Linked DNA regions of Homo sapiens: region 1 is linked to region 2. A link is an interaction called in ENCODE POLR2A ChIA-PET data of the cell type or tissue named here. Cell type or tissue: PC-9. All regions are shown on one strand. Links, peaks and the distances in the headings refer to the core of each region. The heading gives the core; the rest is flanking DNA.

Region 1 (16,195 bases), core at 1-8,000, 210 kb before region 2:
TAAGGCTGCAGTGAGCCGAGACTGTGCTAACGCACTCCAGCCTGGACAACAGAGTGAAACTCCGTCTCCAAAAAACAAAGTGAAAGAAAAAAAAACTAGTGTTGATTTTACAAATTATTTCTAACAGAAACTTGTTCTACATTTTTTTGAAGGTCACAATTCCATCTGCTTATGTATAAACTGCAGGGCTTTTTCCTTACCCTACAAATTGTTCTCCTAGTAGCATACAACTGGAATTTGGTCCAGTAAGAGGAAAAGGACTCATGCAGAGGGGAAACATTCTGCTGATTTGCAAGGTGAGCATCTAACACTCAAAACCAATTTGCTCCAAGCACAGGTGCAGCAACCGCCTAGGATTTTCATACTACTTACAGGGATTTTAGAAGCAGCAGATTGAGAAGCAGTCTATTAAATTACAAACACATACACACACACACACACACACACACACACACACACACACAAACAAACTTTTAAACGTTCATGAATTCCACTTGAACACTTGTTTATAATTTATCTAAGCTTCAAAGAACTATGTCTGTAAATATATAATAATTTGGGAAAAGCACAGAATAGGAGCAATGTATACCTTAAATGCTACACATAAACTCTACTACAGAGATTCTTTACCACAGGAACTGGAACTTGATATTCAGTGAATGTGTGAATTAAAGTAATGATGTTTACGGTATCAAAACCTACAGACACATTTTACTCAATGTGCTGTGAAATTAAAAGAGAATATATGATATCAGGTAGCTATTTAAAACTTGATGGTAAATCATTTTCTGAAGTGCTAAGTATTTTGATTTAAGCATACAAAATGATGAACTGGGGCATGCCACAACATATGCTGGTATGTCTGGGCTTTGATGGTTTAAATGTGTTTGATATAGATAAAATAACATTTAAAGAGAGCCTCCTGATCTAACATTTTATTGAAATACACATATTTTATTGAAATACTTATTTGCTAAGGGAAGGAAAGAGGGAGGGGCAACACCACTACCAACTGTCTGATCTCCATCCAGGACCCGATGCAGGAAGAATCCTTGTTTCCTAAGTACCTCCAGGTTTCAGGTTTCAGGAATCTCTTAGCACTAGCTGTGATGAAATTAATTTATTTTTATGGAGGAGTTCTAGTCTCTCTCAATCTGAAATTTTTTTTTTTTTTTTTTTTTTTTTTTTTTAATGAGACAGAGTCTCGCTCTGTCACCCAGGCTGGAGTGCAATGGCACGATCTCGGCTCACTGCAAGCTCCACCTCCCGGGTTCACGCCATTCTCCTGACTCAGCCTCCTGAGTAGCTGGGACTACAGGTGCCTGCCACCACGTCCGGCTAATTTTTTGTATTTTTGGTAGAGACGGGGTTTCACCGTGTTAGCCAGGATGGTCTTGCTCTCCTGACCTCGTGATCCTCCTGCCTCGGCCTCCCAAAGTGCTGGGATTACAGGCGTGAGCCACCGCGCCCGGCCTCAATCTGAAATTTTTAAAGTCACTGCAATGCCAAAATACTTTTACACCATCATTTTTCTGTACAAAGCCATTACCTTGGGTGTTTTTTTTTTTTTCCTTTTTTTTTTTGACAGAGTCTCCCTCTGTCATCCAGGCTGGAGTGCAGTGGCGTGATCTCAGCTCATTGCAACCTCCGCCTCCTGGGTTCAAGTGATTCTCCTACCTCAGCTTCCTGAGTAGCACATGCCACCATGCCCAGCTAATTTCTGTATTTTTAGTAGAGATGGGGTTTCACCATTTTGGCCAGGCTGGTTTCGAACTCACAACCTCAGGTGAACTGCCTGCCTCAGCCTCCCAAAGTGCTGAGATTACAGGCGTGCATCACTGCACCCGGCCTACCCTGGGCTTTTTAAGTAACATGTAGGCTCTATGCCTTAGAGGGTTATGATGCTAACAGAAAAAAAACACTTTCAGATTAAGAAAATTGATCAAAAGAAAGAACAGTGGCAAGTTTCCTTAAGCATTATCTCTCAATCACAATGGGGGATCAACAATTCCAGTCAACAACCTACTCACACAGCTATCCTTAGAGACAATTAAGCCACAGCCTATTCACACAGAAGTGTACTGTTTTAAAATGAGCTTTAAACACCAAAGGGGGAAAAGGTTCTAATGCCCACTTCAAACCCACATTAACTTCAATTCATTTAATATTTACTGAATATTGTGGCACCAGGAGACATGCTGGATCTTGAAGACACAAAAACAATTAACCAAAAATTACAACCTATTTGGTAAATGTTATAAAAGAATGTACAAGATAAAGACAAAGCAAAGAAAGAGTGTAGTTAACTGTCACAGAGGGAACTGGGACTAAGAAAGGCTTCACAGGAGAAGTTATCACCTGAACTGAATTTTGACAGATGAACAGAAGTTCCTGGGCCGAAAAGAGAACACAGAGGTGTGAGGTATGGCTGAATAGTACAAAGAGGCTGCTTTTACAAGTAAAAATGTGATAATGGGGAAAGGAGGGAAGCTGTGATCCTTGGTCCCTGCCACGTTGTCAGACAGCTTCATGTCATGCTAAACAATCTGATCTTCATCATAGAAGTAGTGAAGAAACACTGAAGGGCTTTAAGCTGATGAATGACATGATCAGTTTCTTTCTTTCTTTCTTTCCTGCTTGCTTTCCAGCAGACCTTATTCCCAAATAGTTCTAAAATAGTCTCTGAAACACTTGGCCATCAACCAATAAACTGATAAATACAGGATGATATGAGAAAATGCAATGATATGAAACTATCATTCTCACATGCAATTTAATTATAATTTAATTCCAGCAATTCAAACACTGAAAGAACACAAAGTTAAATTGGGCAGTTCTACTAAACACTACTATCATTACTTCCACAGTAGCTGGTGGGGAATTCTCAGTTGCTGGGATTTTATAGGTGTTTCCCCCCTTTCCCCTCCCCATCACGACTACTCAAATCCAAGTGGACCCTTCTGAACAGAGTGCTACATAGTATGAAAGAACAGCATTGCCTCTTTCCTTAATGAATCTGGTGTGTATCTTTAGCTGATAGACAGAAAACTGATGTAACTGCTATAATCATGGCCCAAATCTAGAAGCCAGAAGGGATTCAGGCCAAAACTGCTCCTGGACATAAATGCTTAACTACAAAGAAGAATGATAATAAGAAGTAAAAAATGTCAACTACCAAAAAAAAAATGACAGCCACTGAGTCTTTTTTTAATTGCTGAGTAAAACGAATGAACAAGATTTCAAAGAATCCCAAAATGAAGCCAAAACACAGTCTGCATGGAATTACAGTCCTGAGCTGTTTTAACGTGTCATAATACACTTCTCTGTGCTGGAAGTGGAGTGTAGAAAGCCACAACACTGGCAAGTAAAGAAGGAAGAAGGCATTTGCTGTAAGTACATGAATTTTCAAGCCTTTATTCGTTTCATTTAAGGCTAATGATAGCAGAGCACTGGAAGAACCAGTTCACTGAGAGGACATTCATAACTGAAAAGGGTAAATGTACTCTTGAGAATCAAGAGGCTTCCTTTTCTTCAGTAATACATAGTCCATTATGCAAATCAACATTATACTTAACATCTACACTTATACCACCAAGGAGTCATTAGAGTAACCTCATGCTGTAATGAGAGTCTGCAGTGAGCTCAAAGTGCATCTCATCTTTTGACATTAAGGCCAAGGGAATTATCTCAACTGAGGCAGTTGGTAACTACTAAAGATTGCAGAATAAAAGCCCATTCAGCCTTTATACCTTTATAAAGCTTAATGATACAGCATTACCTAATGCAAATCATTCACTGTTAAACTAAACAATGGACACCTCAGCTGACAACTACACACATCATTTTAAATCAAGCATAAGAGCTGCTTGCTGATCTAGTGTGTTTTGTTGTTGTTGTTTGTTTGTTTTTGAGATGGAGTCTTGCTCTGGTCACCCAGGCTGGAGTGCAGTGGCGTGATCTTGGCTCACTGCCAGCTCCACCTCCCGGGTTCATGCCATTCTCCTGACTCAGCCTCCTGAGTAGCTGGGACTACAGGCACCTGCCACCACGCCCGGCTAATTTTTTGTATTTTTAGTAGAAATGGGGTTTCACCGTGTTAGCCAGGATGGTCTCGATCTCCTGACCTCGTGATCTGCCTGCCTTGGCCTCCCAAAGTGCTGGGATTACAGGCGTGAGCCACCGCGCCTGGCCAAGCCAGTGTTCCTTGAGTGCTAAATTAAGTGAGAAAAGCAGAGCACATAATGCTTTCTCTCCCAATTCTGTATGCCTCTCCTCTCTTTGAGAGCATTAAGTTTTTTGACTTACTTTCTCCATTTACCTTAGAGGGAGAACAGCTGGTAATCACTTACATTAACAAGAGACTCCTTGAACTTGATGTGAAGTCTGTAATTGGAAAGGGCAATGATGGCATCCTCGGCACGGCCCACAAACTCTGTGCTCTCTCCATGAAGTTCAAGGAAAGGAACCTTCGAAATGAAAGAAACCCTTCAGAGTTCTGAAGCAGTTAAAAAAAAAAAAGCTTCAAACATCAGTTGGCTGAATGGATGGTAAATCCTCTGCCACTGAAGTTGAAAACACAGCACATAAGTAGATAAGGAAGCTAAAGAGGATGGGTTTATACCCACCTAATTCAAATATATCTAGTTATTCAAATTCTGAACTACTAAAGGAATGATACAGAGAAGATCATCTTAAACAGTGGATTCTCAGGAAATAAGTCTTGCTAAAATGAGATGTTTTCCAGCTTGCATTTCTACTACATGTATGTTATATATATATATAATATAGTACGTTACACTTAAATCCATTAACTCTGCTATACAGTTAATGCTAAATAAATATTTTACATTTAAAAGTGGCCTATAATTACCTGAAGATTCTCATCCTCCCGGATCAGCTGCTTCCTGGGAAAGATCTGATTGGCCTGGATGCACTCAAGGCTGTGCCGAGTCTCTTCATCCTGGAAAAGTCCAAAACCTTAAAATAATTTCAAAGCTTCTAATCATTCATATTTGGTTTTTCTGCCATATCTGCTAGCATAATCACAATGAAAGTACAAAGACCAAGGTGAACAGGCAGAAAAGCTCAAGGAAACAATATTGATCTTAAAAAGTTTTTCTATCCAATACATTAGTTACATCTAGTCTGAAAACACATTGATGCAAAAAAAATGTCAAAGAGGTTAGAATATTTCTATTAGGCACTAACAGCTTCTTAATACTTTTTTTTCTTTTTTTGAGACAGAATCTCACTATCACCCAGGCAGTGGTGCACTGGTAGTGTAGTGCACAGGTAGTGCGGTGGTGTAATCTTGGCTCGCCGCAACCTCTGCCTCCTGGGTTCAGGCGATTCTCCTGCCTCAGCCTCCTGAGTAGCTGGGACTACAGGTGCGTGCCATAACGCCTGGCTACTATTTTTGTAGAGACGGGGTTTTGCCATGTTGGTCAGGCTGGTCTCCAACTCCTGGCCTCAGGTGATCCAGCTGCCTCAGCCTCCCAAAGTGCTGCGATAACAGACATGAGCCACTGTGCCCAGCCCCACACTACTTTTAAGAGAAACCAAGATATAATGCTTTTTTCTCTTTAAGTTACGATCTTAAATTATTTGAGAGATACATACTGAAATATTTAAAAATGAAAGGTGACATTTGAAATTTGCTTCAAAATAACTGGGGCAAGAGTAAGGAAGAAGCGGGACATAAGTGAAACAGGACTATCTATGAATTAGTAATTCATGAAACTGGGTGAGAGTTCATTATCTCTACCATTGTGTCTACTCTGGTTATATGTGAAATTTTCATAATAGAAAGCTTGAAAACAATTTCTAAGAAAAAGTAAGCTTAAGAACTGAATTTCCCAAGTTGAAAATATATGAAAGACTATCCTTCATTTACTCTGCCTTATATTACAAAATAGATTTCTGTTAAGACAATTTCAAAAGAGGAAGCAATAAATTCTCATCTAGATGACATGTAAATTACAATTTGTATTAAAAAGTAATATTTTGCATTATGAATTTTTATGGTATAGGAAGACATGAGAGAAATGTCATCTATCACAAAGCCTGACTAAATTATAATAGAATCTGTTTACACAGCACTTTTCTTTTTTAAGTCAGGGTTTTGCTCTGTCACCCATGTTGGAGTGCAGCAGCACAATCACAGCTAATTGTAACCTCCAACTCCGGGGCTCAAGTGATCCTCCAGCCTCAGCCTCCCAGGTAGCTGGGACCACAGGCGCCCACCACCATGCCAGGCTAATTTTTTTTATTTTCAGTAGAGACAAGGTCTCGTTATGTTGTCCAGGTTGGTTTCAAACTCCTGGGCTCAAGTAATCCTCCCACCTTAGCCTCCCAAAGTTCTGGGATTACAGGTGTGAGCCACCAAGACTGGCCCCACACAGCAATTTTTAAAAGAGCAAAAGCCACATCATGTTCAACTGACAGCATTAAGAATTATAACCAGTGGTTACTGGTTGCTTCTGTGTACACTACTTAACACAATTCCAATAATTTTGTAAGTCTTCCCCCAAAAAGAGTTTTTCTTCTTATCTATAAACAACACTTAAGGTTTTACTAACAGCAACCATAATCATAAACTGGTAATACTCTACACTAGCATGATTCTCAAAATGAAGTCCACAGACTCTGAGATGCTTACAGGGGCCCTGCGAGGTCAAAACCTTCCCAATAATATTACGGTATTATTGCCTTTCTTCACTGTATTGACATCTATACTAATAGTGCAAAAAAACCTGGTAGGTAAAACTGCTGGTACCTTAGCACAATTGAGACAGTGGTGCCAATTTCATAAGAATGACCTTGATAAAGCAAGGAAATATTATAAATTCTATTTATTAAATCCTGACCCTTAAGTAGAAGTCTTTTTTACAGAGGAAATACAAGTAAAACACCTCTGATGTATGGTGCAATATTACGGTGTCACAAAGTAAAGCACTTGTGCAAATGCTTCAATTAAGAGATGAACTAGCCATTTTTTTTCATTGAGTATCATTCTTAATTGGAAGAACAACTGATGGAAAAACTATGGTAATGCAGACTTGGACATTTGGCAGGTCTTTTTTCCAAAAGACACTATTAGGAAAAAAACAAACAGTAACAACAAAAGATAGTATTAGTTGTCAATAATAAAGCTTTTGTGCAAAGATTAGATTTTGGAAAACCTCTCATCTCCCACCATGAACTTTATAGCTTCCTAGTACTTACAACTTTTATCTTTAAAGTGAAGGTATTACCAAGTGTGATTTAAAAAAAAAAAAAAAACACACACTATAATAAAATGTCAACTTTTGAAGATCTGCCTCAATCAACGAACCCATTATTTTCCTAATGACCAATGCATGTTACAAAATCATATGTGGATAAAAGATTCACTCAAAGTACAAGACAGACTAATGGTTTTAATGTAATATAATACAAAAAGTTCACTGATATGGTTTCAGATTCTACACTGCAACTAACCTTTAAAGAACCACCACTGGCCAGGTACACGGCTCATGCCTGTAATCTCAGCACTTTGGGGGGCTACAGTGGGCAGATCGCTTGAGCCCAGGAGTTCAAGCCCAGCCTGGGCAACATGGTGAGACACCATCTCTACAAAAAATAGAGAAACTAGATGGGCACAGTGGCGCATGCCTGTAGTCCCAGATACTTAAGAGGCTGAGGTGGGAGGATCACCTGCACCTGAGGTGCACTGTAGCGGCTACAGTGAGCTGTGATTGCGCCACTACGGTCAAGCCTGGGCAATAGAGCAAGACCTTGTGTCAAAAACAAAAAAACACATCACTTGTCAAGTTTTGGTTTGGTATTAAAGAAAAATATAAATTATCTGGGAAAACTTAAAATACTCTTCCTTTTTTTAACTACTTTTCTAACCACGTATCTGCCTGAGGCTGCATTTTCTTTATATATTTCAAAGAAAACATTGTAACGGACTGAATGCCGAAGTAGATATGAGAATTTACCTGTCATCTATTAAGCCAAATATTAAAGAGATTTGCAAAAATGTTAACACTAAAACTATCTTTGGATGAGGAAAAATATTTTTCATCAAAAAATGTTATTTATGCTACTATATAATTGGTTTGTTGTTACTTTTAAATGAATTTATGAGCATTTTAAAGATTTCTCAGTTTTATTTTCTAATATGGTATAAACAGACATAACCCACATAAACAAACCCTCTTGGGGGTACCTCAATAATTTAAGAAGTAAAAAGAGGTCTGGAAACCATCAGAGCTGCTTCTCTACTATACTCTAATACTAAATACCAATTAAAGCTGCTTCACTCCAAAAGCCAGGCTTTTCCTAAAACCATTCTCCTAGTGCTAATCTATGAAAGGTGAGCCATGATTGCACCACTGCTCTCCAACCCGGGCGACAGAGTGAGATCCTGTCTCCAAAAAAAGAGACCAAATGAAAGATGTGAAGAATCTTCAATTTAGGGAGATTTTTCTCATAAACCAATATGGGATAGTAAGGAAATGCTATGTAAACATGGAGGGGAGCAAAAATCTTACATAAAAGTATACTTTTAACATAACTTCTCAGCATCACATTAACTTTTTACCTCACATAAACTCATAAGGCCTAGACTTTTATTCTGTGTAAGGTCATTTTACAGAGGTACCCATTATTAATCTTTAAGTGATTCCTTGACCTAGTTTTCTGCTGACTTTTAGCACAGAACTGAAGTAATGTAGCAGGCTTGTAAAGAACAAAAAGAAACCATTTACCTACTCACTCTTGCTGGCACACTCACCAGGGTGCTAATCCAGACCAATATGTATCACCAAAGTAGCTACTGAAAACTGAAAATGCATGATTTTCAACATAAAACAACTGAGAATTAGGCCAGCAAGGCAAGAATATGAAGTACTTATTTTTCATAATCAAACAAATGTTCTTTTTAAAAGCTATTGTCTCAATTCACATTACCTGTAAAGCTTCAGAACTTTTCTCCCCTTGTACACAAAAATGCATTTAATCCCCAAGGACGTAACATTAGGATTCATTGAATCTAGGGGACTGGTGATCCCATGTGGCTGAACAGTTGAATTTAGCAGTTGAATTAGCCTGAATTTATTATAGTTTCTGTGAGTTTCATAGGTGAGGAAGGCCAAACTTGAGATGGTTAATAAGGTGAGAAGTTGGAAGAAGATAAATTGGGAAACGCTGGTCTGGTAACAGTTTTGGAAACAAACGTATCCTAGCTATAAGCAGTAACTTATTAGAGAGATGTATTCCATGTCATTAATTTCCTGGTACTGCTGAGGAACACCAGGCATTGTGGCATCTGGCACTTCGTAGTCTCCATCCACCTCCATAAAGTCAGTGGGGTCATCTACAAAATACTGAAAAAGGGCCAGTCACCACAGTTCCAGGCTAGTTTCTGCTATTGGCTAAATTATGCAGCTAAGAGAGGAAAGTACATGCTTCAGAGCAGAAGTCAACCATAGAGATAAATATTTAAAGTACATGGGAAGGGCCGGGTGCGGTGACTCATGCCTGTAATCTCAGCACTTTGGGAGGCTGAGGCAGATGGATCACCTGAGGTCAGGAGTTCGAGACCAGCCTGACCAACATGGTGAAATCCCGTCCCTACTAAAATACAAAAATTAGCTGGGCGTGGTGGCAAGCGCCTGTAATCTCAGCTACTCAGGAGGCTGAGGCAGGAGAATCGCTTGTACCCAGGAGGCGGAGGTTGCAGTGAGCCAAGATCACGCCATTGCATTCCAGCCTGGGCAACAAGAGTGAAACTCCATTTCAAAAAAATAAAGTACATGGGAAGGAGAGACTGATGACCAGTCAATTAATCCTACTAACTGAATTCATATCTAGTGTTCGTGTTTGCAAAGCGTAGAAGTGAAAATAATTATCAGTCCTACTGTCATTTCCAGTCATATTCGTAAGACTGGTATTAGAAGACAAACAATACATTTCCCTTGATAAAATGCTTGGGATTATTGCCAAAAGGGTAGGGGTAAAAGAGGTCAAATGAAACAAGAATAGTCATGAATTTATGATTACTGCAGCTGAATGATGTTCATATGAGTGCACTGTACTTTTCTCTCTGCATAGGCTTGAGATTTTCCACAAAACATGAAAATATATTTTGCTAATGCTTAACCTCTCAAAGACAGACTCCAATCTCGTTTAAGAACCTTTAAGAGTATAAAAGACAAGGGAAAAATGTCACTCTCAAATTAGTACAGCGGTTTACAGTTAAAAACAAAAAGAATGTTCAATGCTCCTGAATTGTCTACACAAAAACTAAGGATTAAGGACATACACTCTAAATGCTATTATACAGTATATAATTAAAATCAATGGTTCAACAACTTGCAGAATGTTATACAGCTAGTAAAATGATCATTAGGAATCCAAGGAATCAACATGGGAGAATGTTTAATTCATTAAGTGAAATAAGCAAAATAGAAACTTAATTATTTTATCATTCTAACTATATAAAACATACATATGAGACATGAACTAGTTAGAAAGGAATATAACCAATGGGGCACAGCAGCTCATGCCTGTGATCCCAGCACTTTGGGAGACTGAGGCAGGCACATCACCTGAGGTCAGGAGTTCGAGACCAGCCTGGCCAACATGGCGAAACCCCGTCTCTACTGAAAATACAAAAATTAGCTAAGCATGGTGGCAGGTGCCTGTAATTCTAGCTACTTGAGAGGCCGAGGCACAAGAATCGCTTGAACCCAGTAGGTGGAGGTTGCAGTGAGCCGAGATCGCACCACTGCACTCCAGCCTGGGCAACAGAGCAAGACTCTGTCTCAAGAAAAAAGAAAACGGAATACAACCATGGGTTCTGGTGGTAGAGTTATAAATGAGAATTTGTAAAAACTTGTAACAATGCTACTTTATGAGAAACTAAACAAAAACAAAAGATACATACATGGCCATGCTACTCCCCAACTAGTACACACAGAATCAACTCCCAAGCGTTGTCTAAAGCATCAGGCCAGGGAAAACACCAGGAAGACTTTCTGCTAGGCACCATGGAGAACCCAGCAGCACCAGGAAGAGGACCACACTGTTACTAGCCGTGTGGTATACAATGAAGGACAAACCCTCAATACAGAACAGAGCTGCTTTCATAAGCCCATCATTTGTTATTCATTAGCACTGGCTGAAATACTAGACAAGCACTTTTTCAATTCATTGAAAACTCTGTGGGAAAACCAATAAAATAAAATATAATCAAGAAAATAACAGGAAAAGTTCATCAATGTTTAGGTATAAGATAAATCATAAAGTTGTAATGCCCACAAACTAAGAAAAAATTGGCATGCCTTTAAGATAAGGGCAGTTACCTTTCTCTTCCTTTTAATATGACATTTCTGCACAACTAGTTTTTTTGTTTTACTTTTTCTAATTTTGAAAAGCATTTTCCATACGTCCCTAATGAAGCTTGAAATTAATGTAGCCTTTTCAATTCCTTCTCTGTGCATCAGCATAAAACAGTTTGGATCTAGGAAACATCACAAGGTAGAAGAAGGACAATATTACAGAGGACCATTTCTTTTTTAAGCCTTGAAGCACTGTTTACATTTCCTCAGGATTGATGAAAATGTGGCTGGCTTGTTGCTCCATCTTCTCTGCTTGAGCTGGGCCCGAAATGGCCCGTAAGTCATTAAATTGTCCATTAAATTCTCTTTCTGGTTAAAGATACAGGAGGGGGTGTGCAGGGCTGCTCCACCTACTATGGGATCAAAATACTGCCTTAAAGAGACAAAACAGGGAAGGTAGGGAATTGCTTCTATAAATTCATAAAGCATATATACTATGTGAAGTAATACATATGTTAATCAGCTTGATTTAGCCATTCCACAAGGTATATATGTATTTCAAAACATTATGCTGTACACAATATATATGTAATTTGTCAATTTAAAAAAATTTTTAAGTAAATATGCAGATTACCATCTTACAATTTGTCTACACACAAACACACACACACAGTTTTCACTACACGCTACTTCCTAGAAAAGGAATTAAAAACCTGGAGTCCGAGAACTGTATGTTTTAGTCTTGATTCCATTTACTTGCTGACTGAAAAATAAGAGACAACATCTAGCTCACAGGATTAAAGTTAACAGAAATGAAACTGCTCTGTATATTGGAGTACTCTATTACTACTAAGTAAACAAGAAAAGAAAAGACACAAGAGATCTGGGAAAGAAAAAGAAATAATTTCTTACAAAAACAAAAATGGGTAAGTATGAATTTATTAGTGTTCACTTAATTGTCAGGACACAGGGTTTTTTGTTTTTTTTTTTACTCTTATTTCCTTGTACTTACCATGACAAGAGGCCCAGATTAGGAGGAGAAATCCCCGTCCCTTCTTCAGTGTCCAACAAGGCTCTCTTCTTTCCCTTATGGTGAAGTCTGGGGGTGGGGGGGAAGAGGGGGAAGAAGAAAAAAAAAAGAGGAGGGGAGGCAAAATTGGCAATAGTTTTTCCCCTAATCGGCCATATCCTCACAAAGGTATTGTATATACACAGGCCTAAGAAGCTGATCAGAGTCAGCCAAGAAAAAGTTGATTATCACCCAGCCAATTCCCACTAGTCAAATCCCAATTTGACAGTTCCTTTGTAAAACTCCTGTTAGTCTTAACCTGTTTCTGCAAAAACAGTATCAAAGGCTAACATTCCTAATGTTCGTAGTAAAACAAAAAATATCATAAAACTTGGATGAATAAAGCAACAATTAAAATCAACCTACAGGCCAGGCAAGGTGGCTTAATGCCTATAATCCCAGCACTTTCGAAGGCTGAGGCAGATAGCCTGAGCTCAGAAGTTTGAGACCAGCCTGGGCAACAGAGTGAAACTCTGTCTCAAAAAAAAAAAAAAAAAAAAAAAAAAAAGCTGGTCATGGCAGCACATGCCTGTAGTCCCAGTTACTCAGGAGGATGAGGTGGGAGGATCAACTGAGCCTGGAAGGTTGGGGCTGTAGTATGCTGTGATTACACCACTGCACTCTAGTCTGGGCAACAGAGCAAGACTCTGTCTCAAAAAAATAAATAACATCAACCTGCAAATGCAAAATCATTATTCTTGTAGTATTTTAGGATGTTTTTGTGGTTATCTCTAAATTCAAAATGGATCCCCCATCTGAGGAAACCAAACTGACTTACGAGCAAAATAGGAAAAATAAATTTGCCTTATTACCCAAATATTCTATGCTCTTCTAAAAACTTACAATCTGTACTAATACCTTTACCTGGTTTTATAAGAACAAAAAAGGGGGAAAGAATATCCAACTAGAAACCCAAAAATAGGCTTATACAAAGAGTAAGTAAGTTGCTCTTTTCTTTGAACAGTCTCATGCAAAACCAACATTTCTAGTTTGCTAAGCTTCTGTAACACAGGATATTTCAGGGAGTCTGGGCTTCAATGTGCAGCATAAAACTCTTTTAAGGGCAATGTAAGCAAGGGAACAAGAGAACATAAAAGCAGTAGCAAGGCCCAGATTGTGTTGAGGCATTTTGAGCAGAGGAATGGTAGGAGATGACTTACTCTAAAGAATCATTTTGGCCGGGTGTGGTGGCTCACGCCTGTAATCCCAGCATTCTGGGAGGCCAAGGCAGGCAGATCACGAGGTCAGGAGTTCGAGACCAGCCTGGCCAACATAGTGAAACCCCATCTCTACTAAAAATACAAAAAATTAGCAGGGCATGGGGGTGTGTGCCTGTAGTCCCAGCTACTCGGGAGGCTAAGACAGGAGAATAACGTGAACCTGGGAGGCAGAGGTTGCAGTGAGCCGAGATCACGCCATTGCACATCCAGCCCAGGTGACAGTGTGAGACTCAGTCTCAAAAAAAAACCAAAAAAACAAAAAAAAGAATCATTTTGGCTGTTGGGTAGAGAACAGTCAAGGCTACTGGGGGTAAGGGGCAAAAGAAGACCAATTAGAAAGCGTCATTAACCCCAGCAAGAGACAATATAGCAATGAAAAGGTAGTAGAGATAGAAGTGGTGGGATGTTACTGATTCTGGATATACTTTGAAAATACTGCCCATAGGATTTGAGTGGATTAATTAAATAGGATAGAAAAAGAGAAGTCAAGCTTTTTGTGTCAGCAACCGGAAGCAAGGATTTTCTATTTATTGATGAAGAGCATTGTAAGAAAAATCTATTCTTCTCGTGCCATGCAGAGACAGCTCAACGGACAAGGAACAAGAAATTAAAGTTTCCATTTTAGACACATTATGTTTGAAAACCTATCACATATCCAAACAAAGATGCCAAGTAAAGTGCTAGTTAAACCAGACTAGAGATCAAGAAGATGGAGCCTAGAGATATAAACATAAATGTGGGAGACATCAGTGTGTGAATGGCATTAAAGCCAAATGCAGGAGCAAGTATAAATGGAGAGGCTAAGATGACTAAGGACAGGGGTTTTGGGTGCACCATTTTTTAGAGGCTGGAAGGATGAGGAAGAACCTTATGGTTCAGTAACAGACCAAGTTGGAGTCATCATTCTTAACCACTCTTCAAACCAAGCCAAACTTTTGTGATTTGGCCTAGCTCAAGAACTGAAACTAATGTAAAATTATCTCATTTATTCATTCTTTTCAATAAATATTTATTCAATATTTTCTACACTCCATGCACTGTTGTAGACTTTGGGGACACCACTGTGAACAGAAATTCATGGAACTTGATTTTATTGTTGGTCTTTCTCATTAGAAACAAAGAAACAGATAACTAATGTTAAGCAGTAGGCAACTGCTGCAAAGAAAATTAAGCAGAGTTTGGTGATGGTGTAACAGAAATGCTACTTTAGATAGGAAGGTAAAGATGTGCAAAAAGGCACTTATTGGAATTAAAAAGGAGAAGGGCAAAGGCAGAGAAAATTTGAGGGTATGAACTTATTAAAAGAACGGGATACTGTTATAAAGAACCTTTTCAAAAAAGAAACATACTGAATTACTTTTAAAAAACTGTCCTAATATTACACAAAAGATATTTGTGTTTTAGAATAAAATTTCTAAAGATAGCATCATTGACACATTCAAACTGCTGTATCTTAAACAATTTAAATGGAAGTGAATTTAATGCATTTTGCAAAACTATTAAATAACAAAATATAACTCCAGTGAGGAAGATACTAATGTCAGATGTAGATGGAATGTGAAGGTGAAACCCCCATACACTGCCGGCAGGAATGTAAAGTGGTACAACCTCTGAGGAAAAGTGTGGCAGTTCCCAAAAAAGTTTAGAGTCATCATATGTCCCATCAGTTCCACTCCTGGGTATATACCTAAGAGAACTGACAAGGTATGTCCACATAAAAACTTCTACACAAATTTTCGTAACAGCATTATTCATGATGGCCAAAAGTGCAAACAACCCAAATATGCATCAATCAATGAATGGACAAACAAAATGTGAATGGATAAACAAACAAAAAATACACACACACACACACACACACACACACAGTATATATAATGGAGTTATCCAGCAATAAAATGGAATAAAATACTGATACATGACACACATAGATGAAAACATTATGCTAAATGAGAGAACCTGGGGCACAAAAGGCCATATATTGTGTGATTCCATTTGTATGAGATGTCCAGAAAAGGTAAATCCACAGAGACAGAAAGTAGATTAGTGGTTGCCAGGAGCCAGGTTGAGGGAAGAATAGGGAGTGACTGCTAATGGGTACAAGGTACCTTTGCAGGGTGATGAAATGTTTGGAATTAGGTAATGGTAATGGTTCTACAGCTTTATGACTATACTAAAAACCACTGAATTGTATACTTTAAAAGGGTGGATTTTATGTGATATGACTTATAGCTCAAAAAAAAAAAAATACAGAAGCCATGTGCAGTGGCTCACTCTTATAATCCTAGCAATTTGGGAGGCCAGGACAGGAAGACAGCTTGAGCCCCAGAGTTCAACGCCAGCCTGGGCAACATAGCAAGACTGTCTCTACTGAAAAAAAAAAAAAATTAGGTGGTTGTGCACACCTGTAGTCCTAGCCACTTGGGAGGCTGATGTGGAAGGATCCCTTGAGCTCAGGAGTTCAAGGCTGCAGTGAGCTTATGCTACTGCACTCCAGCCTGAGTGACAGAGCAAGACCTTGTCTCTAAAAAACATGCGCGCGCGCGCGCATGCACACACACACACACACACACACACAC
Region 2 (9,510 bases), core at 1,511-9,510:
CCTCCCAAGCTCGAGTGATCCTCCCACCTCAGCTTCCTGAGTAGCTGGGACTGCAGGTGTGCACCACCACACCCAGCTAATTTTTGTATTTTTTGTAGAGATGGGGTTCCCCCATGTTTCCCAGGCTGGTCTCAAACTCCTGAGCTCAAGCGATCTGCCTGCCTCAGCCTCCCAAAGTGCTGGGATTACAGGTGTGAGCCACTGTGCCCAGTCTAGGCAGAAGTTTCAAAATGGGGATAGGCCAGGAGCAGCAAGAAGGCAGTCAGCACCAAGCAGCTGCCAGCCAACACTTTCGCTACACTCCATCATTGCTCTGTCCTTGATGCCTGCTGGAGTCTGCCCTTGGCATTCGGTCTATATATAAATTCAAGCATATCAGGCCAAGGCCCCAAAGAAAAGAGAAAAATGATTTTTTTTTTACATGGCACATAGTAATAAATATGAGCATAGCCAATGGTCCTGCATTTGGATCTCTGCTCTACTCTCACTAGCTGCGTTACCCTGGGCAAGACACTTAACCTCTCTGAGCCTCATTTTCCACTTGGAATGACAATCCAGTGACACAGGGTGCATGTGCGGCACCTGGCCCAGGCCTGCCCCCGAGTGAGTGCCCAGAGAAGGCACTATTTTTGTGTGTGTGATCTTCTGTGTGTGCTGGTTGCCTGCCCCACACAGTACAGAGTGTTCGTCCTTTGCTGTCACTCAAGCAGCTGCCACAACCTCCGTCTTGTGCAAGGAATTTGTATTCTCTCCAACTTTGCACATTGCTCAGGCATTGTAAATTCATTGATTTCTGTCCTTTCCCCAGAGGACTTCAAACTCATTTGTAGGACGGTCCTTGTTCCTTGTGTTTGGAAGGGCTGACTGAGTCATGGGGATGGAATCTATTTCTTTTTAATAACTTACATTGCTTCCCCCCTTAGTACAAAAGCAGTAACATGCTCGGTGTGGTTCACACAAATAAGCAAAGGAAAACTACTGATAATCCTGCCATGCGGAAATAATCACTGTTAAGATTTTAGTTCTTATCCTTACAGCATTTTTTTTTTAGAAAAAAAGAATACACATAATGGTTTTCTACAAATATGGGATCGTACTACACATGCTATTATCACCATTTATTCAGGTAATGAGATATTGTGAACATCTTTCTGTTTCTCATCTGCATCATGTCGAATGGCTTACTTGTCTTCTATTATACCATGCTTTAGTCGGGCAATTCCCTGTTTTTGTACATTGAGGTTCTTTCTAATTATTTGCCGTTAAGCTACAATGAAGAGTCTCCTGGCTAAATATTTGCCCACAATCATGATTATCTTCTCAGGATAAATTCTTAGAAATAGAATTGCTGGGTCAAGTTTTTTGACTGATGTTGTTGAATGGGTCTTCCCGCCAGCAGTGTTTGAAACGATCATTTCCCATATCTTGGCTCATGCCGGATATTATAATGATTAAAAAAAAAAAACTTTGTGAATTTAATAAGTAAAAGGACATCTAGTGATTTTTATTTTGCCAATCTGTTGTTACAGAGCTTCAAGAAGCAGATGCAGGTATAAAATGGGCCGGAGAAAGATGCAGAGGTAGGGAGGGGAGTGTGGTGGGTACCCATAGTCCCTTCAGTACGAAAGATTTACCACCTCAGATGCTGGACGTGCTGTTGGCCTCTTCAGGGATTGGCCAGGCTGAAGAGAACTGCCCTGCCCTGTCTGCCCACTTCCTAGGCAGCAGCCTCCAGCGAGTGATCAAAAGAGACTACAGTCTGGGTGCGGTGGCTCACGCCTGTAATCCCAGCACTTTGGGAGAACAAGGCAGGCAGATCACTTGAGTCCAGGAATTCAAGACCAGCCTGGGTAACATGGTGAAACCCCGTCTCTACCAAAAGAAAAAAAAAAAAACTCAAAAAGAAAAAGAGGCTATAAATGGCCCTGGTCACCCAGATCAGGACAGCTCTGAACGGCCATGCTTCAGAACTAACCAGGGTCAGCGGAAGCCTTTGTTGAAACTGCATCTATGGCCAGATGCAGTGGCTCACACCTGTAATCCCAGCACTTTGGGAGGCCGAGGCGGGTGGATCACAAGATCAGGAGTTTGAGACCAGCCTGGCCAACATAGTGAAACCCTGTCTCTACTAAAAATACCAAAACTAGCCAGACGTGGTGGTGGGAGCCTGTAGTCCCAGCTACTCGGGAGACTAAGGTGGGAAAATCACCTGAATCCAGGAGGCAGAGGTTACAGTGAGCCAAGATCATGCCATTGCACTCCAGCCTGGGTGACAGAGCAAGACTCCGTCTCAAAAACAACAACAAAAACAAAAACACAAAGAACACATCTACATCTTGGTCTGACTTCTTTTTTTTTTTTGAAATGGAGTCTCACTCTGTCGCCCAGGCAAGAGGGCAGTGGTGTGATGTCAGCTCACTGCAGCCTCTGCCTCCCAGGTTCAAGCAATTCTCCTGTCTCAGTTTCCCAAGTAGCTGGGATTACAGGTGCCCCCCCCCCCACCACCATGCCCAGCTAATTTTTCGTATTTTTAGTAGAGACGGGGTTTCACCATTTGGCCAGGCTGGTCTCAAACTCCTGACCTCAGATGATCCATCTGCCTCGGCCTCCCAAAGTGTTGGGATTACAGGGATGAGCCACCACGCCCAGCCAGTCTGACTTCTTCTGCTGGTCCTGTTTCTTTTCCTTGGTCTACACTAGCCCCCAGTGGAGTCCACTCCCCAGGGAACCCAGCCTGTGGTTAGGAAGCATCCTTGTGTCTACCTGGGACAAGCTCAACGTGTGCTTGGTGTACAAACCTAGAATGTTCTGAGAGCTGGGCCTTCCTTCTTTGGGCCACCATGACAACACAGAGGTAAAATGTTTTAAGCCCTGGCAGGCAGCCCTGGGGTGCCAGAAGCTTCTAGGGTACCCTCTGGCTGGGTTATTTAAGCAGTCAGCTGGGTGGAGATTTACTATACAGAGTTTACTTCCCTTGACACCCCTCCTAGATAACAACACCCTCAGAAACAACAAGAATTATGGCTGCCATTGTGCAGTATCATGGGGGTTATTTATTTTACAGATAAAGGAACTGGCTGAGAGAGGGTAAGTAACTTGTCTGAGTTCGCACAGCCGGTGAGTGGTGGGGCTTGAAGTCTAACCCAGGACTGTCCATTCTAAAATCAATGCTCTTGGCTGGCCACGGTGGCTCATGCAGGTAATCTCAGCACTTCGGGAGGCTAAGGTGGGTGGATTGCCTGGGCAACGTGGTGAAACCCCATCTCTATTAAAATACAAAAAATAATCTGGGCATGGTAGCACACACCTGTAATCCCAGCTACTTGGGAGGCTGAGGCACAAGAATCATTTGAACCCGGGAGGCAGAAGTTGCAGTGAGCCGAGACGGTGCCACTGCACTCCAGCCTAGGAGACTGAGTGAGACCCTGTCTCAAAAAAAAAAAAAAAAAAAAAAAAAGATAAAAGAAACAAAGCGCATGTAACGTTACTCTTCAAACCAGAGTCACTCTCCATAAATTATCAGTTTGATTTTCTTCATAGCCCTAACCTGAGCTGAAATTCTTTTTTTTTTTACTTTTTGTAGAGACAGGGTCTCATGTTGCCCAGGCTAGTCTCAAACTCCTAGGCTCAAGCGATCCTCCCGCCTTGGCCTCCCAAAGTGTTGGGATTACAGGCATGAGCCACTGCGCCCAGCTTAAGAGATATTTTTGAGCACAAGAGAGAAGCTAGGGAAATGACATTAACTCCAGTACTCTTAGGAGAGTGGTCCTGCTTGCTCAGAGTTATGTGGGATCAGAGACTTTCTGGAACTCACTTTCCAAGGTACCCAAGTATTTAACTTTTCCTAACACCTGTGCTGGGGAGCAAGTGGGAAGCCCTTGAGGCTTTCTGACTTTAAAGACTGTCCCAGCTTTTGCCTCCAGGAAATGCCTCAGGCTAAGCTTGGGAGGGAGGAGAACTGTTTTCTAGTTATAAACAGCTTCTTGGTGCCAATTGGAGGAGGGTGTTAATCCTACCTCTTCCCACCTGCATGGCAGTCCCATCCAGGGAGCTCTGGGGCGGGGGGGTGGGGAGGCAGCTCTCATTTGGCAGTGCCACCGAGGGACAAGTCCTCATTGGCATCTGAGGAGGGAGTCCTGGGCCACAAAGCAGAGGGGTTCCAGGCCTGGAGCCAGAGCTGGTGGCTCACGTTTCTTAGCTCTCTGTATTCACTCTCTATCTGGGAAACCCCCTTTTAATTTATGTACCCCACCTTATAAAAATAATACACGGTTGATGCAGAAAAGTTAGAAATCTAGAAAATACAATGGCAAAGAAAAATAACGGTGGGATACAGTGACTCATGCTTGTAATCCTAGCACTTTGGGAGGCCAAGGTAGAAGCATCACTTGAGGCCAGGAGTTCAAGACCAGCCTTGGCAACATAGCAAGACCCCCATCTCTTAAAAACAAACAAAAAATAGGCTGGATGGGCACGGTGGCTTATGCCTGTAATCCCAGCACTTTGGGAGGCCAAGGTGGGCAGATCACCTGAGATCAGGAGTTCGAGAACAGCCTGGCCAACATGGTGAAACCCGATCTCTACTACAAAATAAAAAAATTAGTCAGGCATGGTGGTGGGTGCCTGTAATCCCAGCTACTCGGGAGGCTGAGGCAGAACTGCTGGAACCCGGGAAGTGGAGGTTGCAGTGAGCCGAGATCACGCCACCGCACTCTAGCCTGGGTAACAGAGCAAGACTGGGCACAATGACTCACTCTTGTAATCTCAGCACTTTGGGAGGCTGAGGCAGGAGGATCACTTGAAGCCAGGAGTTCAAAACCAGCCTGGTCAACATAGTGAGACTCCATCTCTATAAAAGAAAAATTTTTAAATTAGCTGGGTGTGGTGGCAGGCAACTATAGTCCCAGCTACTGGAGAGGCTGAGGCAAGGAGATCCTTTGAGCCCAGGAGTTGGAGGCTGCAATGAGCCATGATTGTGCCATTATACTTTGGCCTGGGTAATAGAGTAAGACCCTGCCTCAAAAAAAAAAAAGACTTCTTAATAAAACTAACTTTAATTCTTTATGCATTTTTGTTTGTTTGTTTGTTTGTTTTCAGATGGTGTCTCGCTCTGTCACCCAGGCTGGAGTGCAGTGGCACGATCTCGGCTCACTGCAACCTCTGCCTCCCAGATTTAAGCGATTCTCCTGTCTCAGCCTCCTGAGTAGCTGGGACTACAGGCAGACACCACCACGCCCAGCTAATTTTTGTATTTTTAGTAGAGACAGGGTTTCACCATGTTGGCCAGGCTGGTCTCGAACTCCTGACCTCAAGTGATCCACCCGCCTCAGCCTCCCAAAGTGCTGGGATTACAGGCGTGAGCCACTGTGCCTGGCCCCTGCTTTATTGTTTACCAGAATGTTGCCCTCAAATAATTGGGAACAATTTAATATAAGTTGCAATCTTCAACCCCCAGAGTCATTCTCTATGTGATGCTGAAATCATTCATAAACATCTGAGACCAGGGATAGTGCCTCACGCCTATTTTCCTAGTGTTTTGGGAGGCCAAGGAGGGAGGATCACTGGAGGCCGGGAGTTTAAGAGCCTTCTGGGTAATGGCAAGACCACGTCTCTGCAAAAAATTAGCTGGGCACAATGGCACACACCTGTACTCCCAGCAACTCAGGAGGCCGAGGCAGGAGGAGCCCAGGAGTTCAAAGCTGCAGTGAGCTATTATGGCGTCTCAAAAACAAAAGTCTTAGAATAGCCTCCGCTTTGGTTCAGGGCTCCTTTTTTTTTTTTTTTTTTTTTCTCAAAAAAAAAAAAAAAAGCACACACACAGAAAAAACAAAAAAACTTCTGAATAAAACTAACTTTAATTTTTTATGCGTTTTTTGTTTGTTTGTTTTTGAGATGGGGTCTCGCTCTGTTGCCCAGGCTGGAGTGCAGTGGCACAATCTCAGCTCACTGCAACCTCTGACTCCCAGGTTAAAGCGATTCTCCTGCCTCAGCCTCCCGAGTAGCTGGGATTACAGGCATGAGCCATCACACCCGGCTAATTTTTGTATTTTTAGTAGAGACAGGGTTTTGCCATGTTGCCCAGGCTGGTCTCGAACTCCTGACCTCAAGTGATTCACCTGCCTTGGCCTCTCAAAGTGTTGGGATTACAGGCGTGAGCCACCACGTCTGACCGCGCCTGGCCTGGTTTAGGTCTTGATTTGACCCCCAGAGCTATACTATCTTCAGCAGGTCATGATTTTTCTAGGCTTCAACTTCGTCTTCACAAAGATACACCTCAGGTAGGAAAAACTGGACAATTTCTAGGGTCTCTCCTACCTCTCCATGGGTTTCCTGACCTGAATCTTCCTCCATCAGAGAAGATTCTGGATAATCCAGCTCTGGCTGAATCACATCAGGCTGTAGGTGAAAGATGGCAGACGGGTGAGTCATTTACCTTACTAGGCCAGGCAGCCACCCCAGCTACAAAACAACTGCTCTATGCCTGCTCAGGGCTTCCCAGTGTTCTCCTCTGGCACTCCCAGCCAGGAGGCACGGTTTCCAGCCAGGCTGCAAGGTCTCTAACAGCCATCAGCTCTAACCAGGAGCCAGGCATCAGCCTCCTAGCTAGGCTCTCTGCTTTTATTCCCACCCACTTCCAATCTAATTGCCCCACAGTTCCCAGAGTGAGGTTTTTATATGACAGAGCTTGTTGCTCCCTTGCTTAAGACATTTTCAGTAGTAGCTACTCATTCTAATTTTGGTAAAATCCAGATTCTTTTTTTTTTTTTTTTTTTTTTTTGAGATGGAGTCTCACTCTATCGCCCAGGCTAGAGTGCAGTGGTGAGACCTCAGCTCACTACAACCTCTGCCTCCCAGGTTCAAACGATTCTCCTGCCTCACCCTCCCAAGTAGCTGGGGTTATAGGTGCACGCCACCACGCCCCCGCTAATTTTTGTATTTTTAGTAGAGACAGGGGTTTCACCATGTTGGCCAGGCTGGTCTTGAACTCCTGACCTCAAGTGATCCACCCACCTCGGCCTCCCAAAGTGCTGGGATTGCAGGCATGAACCACTGTGCCCGGCCCAGATTCTTCACTATGACTTACCAGGTCCTGAATGATCTGGTCTCGTGTATTCTCCACCTTCAACCTCATCTACCTGGCCTGTGAGCTCCTGCAACACAGCAAGTGCTTTCCCCATATGGGCCCTAAAACCTGCTACTTCCCCTGCTTTGCCTCTAACGCCCAACGTAAGTGGCTCATCTTTATCACCTATCGGTCTCAGCTCTTCTGAGGCTTCCCTAGACCAGCTGTCACCCTGGTTAATCCCTCCCTCTCCTTGCACTGCTTCCCAGAGCCTTTGGCTCAGTCTGTAATAATACAGGATGGCTTTTAGTGTCTTCCCCATAGGAGTTTAAGCCCCACATGCTATATTACCATCATATGTCCTGCTAGCACAGTGCCTCACAGTGGCCAGCCAAACACTTGCTGAATGAATGACCAGACGTTTCTCCAACTCCTCCTCTTCACATTCCTACTGCTCCAGCCTTCCAGCAGAATCGTCTGGTTTTCTGAGTCCTTAGCCTCCATGTCTCTCTGCCAACAGTTTCTTCCATGTGCCAGCATCTGTGACTGTGCTAACTGCATTACAGCTCGTCTATTTTTTTTTTTTTTTTTGAGATGGAGTCTTGCTCTGTTGCCCAGGCTGGAGTGCAGTGATGCGATCTCTGCTCATTGCAACCTCCGCCTCCCGGGTTCACGCCGTTCTCCTGCCTCAGCCTCCCGAGTAGCTGGGACTACAGGCGCCCGCCACCACGCCCGGCTAATGTTTTTGTATTTTTAGTAGAAATGGGGTTTCACCGTGTTAGCCAGGATGGTCTCAATCTCCTGACCTCGTGATCCACCCACCTCGGCCTCACAAAGTGCTGGGATTACAGGCGTGAGCCACCACGCCCGGCCTACAGCTCCTCTATTTTTAAAAATTTAATTTAAAAACATTTTTGGCTGGGCATGGTGGCTCACGCCTGTAATCCCAACACTTTGGGAAGCCAAGGCAGGAGGATGTCTTGAGTCCAGGAGTTCGAGACCAGCCTGGGCAACATGGCAAAACCCTACCTCTACAAAAAATACAAAAAAACTAGTGGGGAGTGGTGGCGCACACCTGTAGTCCCAGCTACCTGGGAGGCTGAGGTGGGAGGATTGTTTGCACCCAGGTCGAGGCTGCATTGAGCTGAGATCAGGCCATAGCATTCCATTCTGGATGACAGAGCAAGACAGTCTTGCTGTCTCCCAGGCTGGAGTGTAGTGGCGCAATCTCGGCTCACTGTAACCTCCACTTCCCGAGTTCAAGCAATTCTCCTGCCTCAGCCTCCCGAGTAGCTGGGATTACAAGCATATGCCACCACACTCGGCTAATTTTTGTATTTTTAGTAGAGATGGGGTTTCACCATGTTGGCCAGGCTGGTCTTGAGCTCCTGACCTTAAGTGATCCGCCTGCCTTGGCCTCCCAAAGTGCTGGGATTACAGGTGTGAGACACTATGCCCAGCCAAAAATTTTTAGAGACAGGGTCTCACTCTCCCCCAGGCAGGAGTGCAGTGGCACAATCATAACTCACTGTAACCTTAACTTCTTGGCTCAAGTAATCCTCCCACCTCAGCCTCCCAAGTAGCTGGGATTATAGGCTGGTGCCACCATGCTCAGGTAATTTTAAATTTTTTTGTAGAGGCAGGGTATCTCACTATGTTGCTTAGACTGGTCTTAAACTGTTGGCCTCAAGCAATCCTCCCACCTCAGCCTCCTAAAGTGCTGGGATTACAGGCCTGCAACTCCTTTAATACTCCCAAAAATCCCACACAGTATGTTCTACTACCCCATTTTACAGATAAGGAAACCGGAGTTCAGCAAGTTCAAGTGCCTTGCCCTTGTGTATTAGTCCATTTTCACGCTGCTGATAAAGACATACCCGAGACTGGGTAATTTATAAAAAGAGGTTTAATGCATTCGCATTTCCACATGGCTGAGGAGGCCTCACAATCATGGTGGAAGGCGAAAGGCCCGTCTTACATGGCAGCAGGCAAGAGAATCAGAGCCAAGCAAAAGGGGAAACCCCTTATAAAATCATCAGATCTCGTGAGACTTATTCACTATCACGAGAACAGTGTGGGGGAACCGCTCCCATGATTCAATTATCTCCCACCGAGTCCCTCCCACAACACATGGGCACTATGGGAGCTACAATTCAAAACGAGATTTGGGTGGGGACACAGCCAAACCATATCACCTTGGTTCCCATAGCTAGAATCAGTGGAGTAAGGATTCAAACCCACCAACTAAGCACTTTTATGAACTGAACTCATCAGAGTGGAACTGTGGCAGGAGGCTGTGACCCAGAGAGGTATGACTGCTTACCAAAAGATACTCAGTAATAGGCAGAATACACCAAGCTTGTCCAACCCGTGGCCTGCAGGCTGCACGCAGCCCAGGATGGCTTTGAATGAGGCCCAAACACAAATTCTTCAACTTTATTAAAACA

Evidence for each region. Peaks named below come from ENCODE experiments on the same cell type or tissue, not always from the same donor. Only the 100,000 strongest peaks of a DNase experiment are listed, where the experiment ranks them.
Region 1: POLR2A ChIA-PET joins it to region 2 with 21 read pairs; 2 of 35 experiments call an interaction of 5 or more read pairs at or near these places.

Annotation. Positions count from the first base shown.
Region 1 is chr22:29,967,207-29,983,401 of GRCh38, reverse strand. MTMR3 (myotubularin related protein 3) reads right to left here. Exons shown (of 20, transcript NM_021090.4): 3 at 12,340-12,426; 4 at 4,871-4,960; 5 at 4,350-4,466. The coding sequence starts at 12,342. Among named protein-coding and RNA genes, the nearest start is that of MIR6818, 32 kb to the left of the region's middle. RefSeq lists an enhancer at 3,623-3,672. In PC-9, for the core only: no CTCF peak of the experiment used is centred there; a DNase peak (open chromatin) is centred at 3,865; H3K27ac peaks cover 1,700 bases.
Region 2 is chr22:29,770,389-29,779,898 of GRCh38, reverse strand. It overlaps UQCR10 (ubiquinol-cytochrome c reductase, complex III subunit X), which reads right to left. Exons shown (of 2, transcript NM_013387.4): 2 at 9,486-9,510. Among named protein-coding and RNA genes, the nearest start is that of UQCR10, 7.8 kb to the right of the region's middle. In PC-9, for the core only: a CTCF peak has its summit at 7,410; DNase peaks (open chromatin) are centred at 6,418 and 7,428; H3K27ac peaks cover 3,630 bases.